Regions from separate parts of the Homo sapiens genome. Here region 2 is linked to region 1. The links are chromatin contacts, found by Hi-C in ENCODE. All regions are on one chromosome and are shown on one strand. Each heading gives the region's core, a stretch centred on a gene start or an enhancer-like site at or near the end of the contact. The rest is flanking DNA. Distances are from core to core; before and after follow the strand shown.

What was found. A loop is a pair of places that touch in the nucleus more often than their neighbours do. Pooled maps may share reads with other maps.
Region 2: a map of B cell shows a loop between it and region 1 (18-fold over the local background). The contact joins the promoter of DHX29 here to the promoter of MOCS2 in region 1. A Hi-C loop is called at or near these places in 2 of 168 maps with a recorded cell type or tissue (B cell and CD4-positive, alpha-beta memory T cell) and 7 of 50 pooled maps.

Annotation. Positions count from the first base shown.
Region 1 is chr5:53,108,507-53,111,320 of GRCh38, reverse strand. It overlaps MOCS2 (molybdenum cofactor synthesis 2), which reads left to right and starts at 1,564. Exons shown (of 7, transcript NM_004531.5): 1 at 1,564-2,070; 2 at 2,678-2,799. MOCS2-DT (MOCS2 divergent transcript) reads right to left here and starts at 1,479. Exons shown (of 2, transcript NR_104654.1): 1 at 1,173-1,479. RefSeq lists a silencer at 1,536-1,825.
Region 2 is chr5:55,306,393-55,309,144 of GRCh38, reverse strand. It overlaps DHX29 (DExH-box helicase 29), which reads left to right and starts at 1,451. Exons shown (of 27, transcript NM_019030.4): 1 at 1,451-1,758. The coding sequence starts at 1,572. MTREX (Mtr4 exosome RNA helicase) reads right to left here and starts at 1,156. Exons shown (of 27, transcript NM_015360.5): 1 at 998-1,156. The coding sequence starts at 1,131. It overlaps LOC124900979 (a long non-coding RNA gene), which reads left to right. Exons shown (of 2, transcript XR_007058774.1): 2 at 708-996. RefSeq lists enhancers at 903-1,382, 1,523-1,782.

The DNA of each region.
Region 1 (2,814 bases), core at 315-2,814:
AATCCTGCCCCACCAGTTTGGCTGTAATATTATGGGATCATGCTTTTGTTCTCAGCCTTTTTTACACACTGCACATTGCCATCAGATGCCACTGAGGAGTCTAAGGCCACTATTGTCATTCCCTTGTTTTTATGCCTGGGTGTGAATATAGTCTTTATCCTTTATGTTTAGCAACTTTACCAGGATACACATTGGTATTCATTGCTCCTTGTCAATTTTTCCTACCAAGGACTCTCCAGCCTCACTTCTCATCACCTCCTTTGCTGGAGGCACACCTGCCTTGCCAACTACTTGCCCTTCTGTGAACTTATTATGCTTCTTCATATCCCTGTGGCTTGTCAGAGGCAAGTGAAATTTCTTCGTGCTCTACTCCCACTCTTGTCATTTACTGCCACCATTCTAGCAGATTTACCTTCTCAGCATCTTCTCACTCCCCAGGTGACACAACCACTTTCCCCTTCCACCCTTGAAATGTAACACAGATCCTTAGTATTACAGGGAATTATCATTCATATTTAAAACTCTCCTACCCAGGACTGTGAGCTCCAAGGAAAGGGACGTGTAACTTACATCCACTTAACGACGCAAGCAATTTAAAGCCAAGAGTTCTTGTTGGCAAGAATTGGGAAAGTTGGACGGACAGTATACAATTACCGAGCAGCCAATAAACAGGAAAAGTCATACAGTTCGAATGTTCTGACCAGGCGGATATTCTGTCTTTAAGAAACACTAATCATATACCTGGGAAAGAAAAAAATCTTGGGCCCCTTCAAACTGGGAATTACTCAGGGCAAATCTGCCTCCTATTCTATCCAAGTCACCTCTTTTGCTGACAAAGAATAGATGCATATTCTGATTGCCTCCTTTAGAAAGACTTATCAGAAACTCAAAAGAATGCTACTGTCTATTACCTACCTGGAAGCCCCCAGTTGGGGGGGGCGGGGCTTGCTTTTAACGGTCTCCGCCTTTCTGGAAGGAACTAATGTACTTTTTACATATTGATTGATGTCTCCTGTCTCCCCAAAATGTATAAAACCAAGCTGTGCCCTGACCACCTTGGGCACATGTCCTCAGGACTTCCTGAGGCTGTGTCACGGGCATGTCCTCAACGTTGGCAAAATAAACTTTCTAAGTTAACTGAGACCTGTCTCAAATTTTCGAGGTTCACATACCGTAGGTAAAAGTGTCAGAAGCCTAAAGGTGAGCCAGTGGAAAAGCCTGAAGACCCCTGCAAGGTTATTAGCTAAGCCTCCATAACGCAGGCGGCAAGTGTCCAGGAGTCTGGCGTCTGCTCGCCTGCACCACGACCTCCCTCCTGGGGAGAAGGACATGCATGGTAAGCCATTTCTCCATTTCCATACTGATTGCTTCCTCTCACCACCACGGCCCATCTGCGAAGCAAAACTAATCCTGGCGTGGAACAGGCCGCCTGAGGGAAACAGCTAGAGCCCGGCGCGGGGCGGAGCTGGTTGTGCGCATGCTCCGTGCAGGCGCAGGCGGGGGCTGAGCGCCGTCGGGTTACGCCTGCGCTCCGGGTGAGCCCGCGCCTGCGCCTTTGCGGCCGTGATTCGGTCCCGCTGTCCTAGGCGGGATGGTGCCGCTGTGCCAGGTAAGGGTGGCGGGTGTGCGTGCGGGCCTGGGTGCGGAGCCCTCCTCGACGTGTCTCTCCCGCCCTTTCCCTCCACATACCCAGCCTTGGTCAGTCGGACCTCCCCACTAGCCCCCAACCTGGCCGGCGTCTTGGGTTCGGGGGCGCCCCCGCCCCCGCCCCCGGGCCCTTCCTGTCTCCGGGCTTTACTGCGACTGCCCCAGCAGAAGTCGGGTCCTCTCCGAGAACTCTTGTCAGCTCACGGCAGCAAGGACGGACTCGTTCTGAAGGCGCCTCCACCTTTTATGACCACCTCTTTCCCAGATTATTCGTTTTGATGAAGCTAAAATTTTAATCTAAAAAGAAATGCACCTCATGGAGAATTCTTGTGAAGAACTGTGCTTCATCTGTGGATTTCTACACCCTTGATCATTTGCAAACCTGTAATTATTTCGTAAAGAGTTGTTTGCACGGAGTGACAGGTGCCTATTTTACTTCGTCGGATCCCTTACATACCAGGCTGCTGGCACAAGTTTGTTCTAGCAAATTCCAGTCTGTCGTGTGTTTCAAACCTACTTGCTTCTGTAAATGTCAGATTTACTATGTTGCATAACTTAATCCTTAGCGTCTGGGGACGATGTTATACAGACCGGAATCTAAGGTCATTTGACAACCGTGAGAAACAGGTTTTTCGCTTATTTATTCATTTATTTTATTTGTGTAACTCATCTCTTGACTCAAACATTTGTTCTTTGCTTACATATTTATAAAAGGTGCTATACTTTTATGTCAATTAAGGCAGGCTTAACATGTTTTCCTAGAAGATAAATACTTAGGATTTTAATGATGGCACACTTAAGTTTGTAAAACTAAAAGGCATCCAGAAATTAGTCTGAATTGTATTTAAAACAACAAGTTTTCAGAATTTGAACTTGTAGGTATACTGAAATTTTTTACGGGTTATTTAATTTTCTTTATAAAATTTGTCTTTGATTAAAGCAATACATTTGGAAAATGAGAAAACTGCTCAACATTGACAGTCAGAAAACGAGTATGAGTTGTTATTAAAAGCATTTTCTTTACTTTCAGGTTGAAGTATTGTATTTTGCAAAAAGTGCTGAAATAACAGGAGTTCGTTCAGAGACCATTTCTGTGCCTCAAGAAATAAAAGCGTTGCAGCTGTGGAAGGAGATAGAAACTCGACATCCTGGGTAGTTAAAAATTTG
Region 2 (2,752 bases), core at 202-2,701, 2.2 Mb before region 1:
ATTAACAACACAATTTCCTTAACTCAGAATATTCTCTTGTATATAAATAAGCCTTCCTGAAAGTCAGAAATAGGATCTCCCTTTCTTGAACTTTTATAACACTTAATTGTATATATCATTCATTTTAAGTTAACGACCTCCTCACCTATACTGTAACTCTTTAATGGGTACCTGTTCTCTTTCCCTACACCGAAAATTCCTTGAGAGCAAAATCATGTCTAATTTAATTTCAAGCATCTATTGGGTATCTGGCCCCACAATGCCAAGAGTATATTTTGTTGATTGTTAATTAATCATCTTACTTTATTTAATACAAGTAATAGCTTTTCCTTGTTCTACTATAAACAGATCTGTACACTTTCTGGTGGCTGTATGCACCAGTCTAAACATATGGGTAGGGTCCAGTAATTTTTAAATTTTTTCTCAATAAACTCACGATAGCTACCATTTATTAGTGATAGCTAGCTAACCACTGTTAGGCACTTTACACGTGTATCTCATTGAATCCTCATATCCACCAGTGGTAGGCACTATTATCTCCATTTTACGGAAGAGAAAACTACTACATCTTGGAGATTAAATGTCTCTCCCTTCTCATGTTATTATCTGCCCTTTCCCCTCCAAATCAATTCATATCATTTTTTCTAAACCTTTTCACCTTTTACTCAACTAATCATTCGTTTTGTTTATTAACGACTATGTGCCAGGTGTTGTGCTGATGCAGGAGACAACCGCGAAGATGGGGACAGAATCAGTAACATCGACGTAAGGGAATTGAAGCAGAAGATCACGCTGCCTGCAGACACCAGGAAACGCCAAGACCCCCCTTCCACGAACCAACATTCTTCCACCCTCTCCAACTTTTTTCTGGAACCCCTTCACTTCCAACGCCACTCAATGTACACTTCACTTTCTCGTGCTCTTCCTAAGAGAGTAGTGTTTTCTTCCTCCCCACCGAGAAAAAAAATAAAAGCAACAACTGGAACTTCTTCCTTACCCTGCCTTGTCTGCAGACCCTGGAGGCCCCTTCCATTTCCCCTTGTCCTTTTCCTTGTCTTTTTTGGTTCCCGCCGCAGTGGTCGAGTCGCCCTCGAACACGCTGAACAGCTCATCTCCGAATGCGTCCGCCATTTTTGGGAGCAGTGAGAGCAAATCTCCCTCCTACCCACGATGCCCCGCGACCGAAGACAGTGACGTCTCGTGAAGGCTCAACAGTGGCCCGCAGGAGACAAAAGTAGTCGAGTCGCGCAGCCGACAAAAATGTTCCCCTGACTTTTTTTTTTTTTCCTGCTTTTCTTTCCTTTCCTTTCCGACCTAAAGTGGATAAGCTGCTCAGTGGATAAAGAGCGAGGGCGGCGCGTGGCGCCTGGCGTGTGGCAGGCAGCTGGCGACTCAAGGAGGCGGAGCCTGCTGAATTCGACCAATTGCGAGGCAGCGGTCGCCCCGGCCCGAGAAGCCCGGATCGAAGCGCAGGGTGGCAGCCCCGGAGCCGGGGAATGTGAAGAGCTCTCGGCTGTGCAGTGGTACCGTCGGGGCCTGGGCCGCGAAGGATCTTCTGCCACAGCTGCAACATGGGCGGCAAGAACAAGAAACACAAGGCTCCAGCGGCCGCGGTGGTCCGGGCCGCCGTGTCTGCTTCCAGAGCCAAATCTGCCGAGGCTGGAATTGCCGGGGAGGCCCAAAGCAAGAAGCCAGTGTCCAGGCCGGCCACCGCTGCCGCTGCCGCTGCCGGCTCCAGGGAGCCCCGTGTCAAGCAAGGTACGAGAGGTCCCCCAGCCCCTGGCTGTCTGCCCTGAGACCTTGCTGCTTGTCCTGAGGAAAGGGCCTTAGAACCCGGGAGGAGCTTCGGGCCCAACATTTCTATTTCCCAACACTCGAGCTGCTACCTCCCCATGGGGTGGCCTTGTTTTAGATTAAAAAAGTCTAAGCTCTTTGGGCCTCCAAAATTCTGACAGTAGCCCTGTTGCAGCCTGGCATTTCTCTTTTAACTCACACTTCTCCCCCTTCTAAAAACAAAATAATTGCATTAGCTCCTGTTTCAGCAGGAATTCATCCTGAGCACCATCTCAGCTAGCTAGGCTAACGCAAAGACGAGTACTGAGTGGAGTTCCTGACCTCCTGGTGCCAGCCAGCCCCATTTTCTGTCAGTTTTTCATATCATTTTCAGCAACAATCTAGTGTCTCCATGCGTTCTGGAAAAATCAATACTTAATAAAAATTACAGGACTTACACACTGGTTACACACTGGTTACGTGTAATCTATTGTAAAATTGTCTGCCCTCGTTTCTGCCGCCATGCAGTTTTGCTTACTGTACAAATTGATTTGACAACTCAACTTATAGATGGCCGATTCCTGCTGCAGATGAGCAGGCCACATATTACGGTTGAGCTCAAAAGATGAACAATTACATTCTGTTGTGTTCTTCTCGGGTTGTTTGCTTGTACTTATTGGAGTATTCAAGAAATATTTGCTGAGCATTTATGTGTATATATGCAAATATTTAGTATGTGTCTGATAAGATGTGAGGAATGTGATGAGCAAAAAGAGACATCACCTCATGGAGCTTGCCAGTCTAATGTCAGAGATAGGTATTAACTAATAGGTAACGCACACAGACATATTTATAGCCTTATAATAGATAAGTGCCACAAAGAAAAGCCAGGGAAGACAGTTTAACAGGGTAATCTAATTTTTCTCGGGATGAGCAGGTATCATGGATGGTGTCTGGAAATGTAACAGTTAAGCTGAGA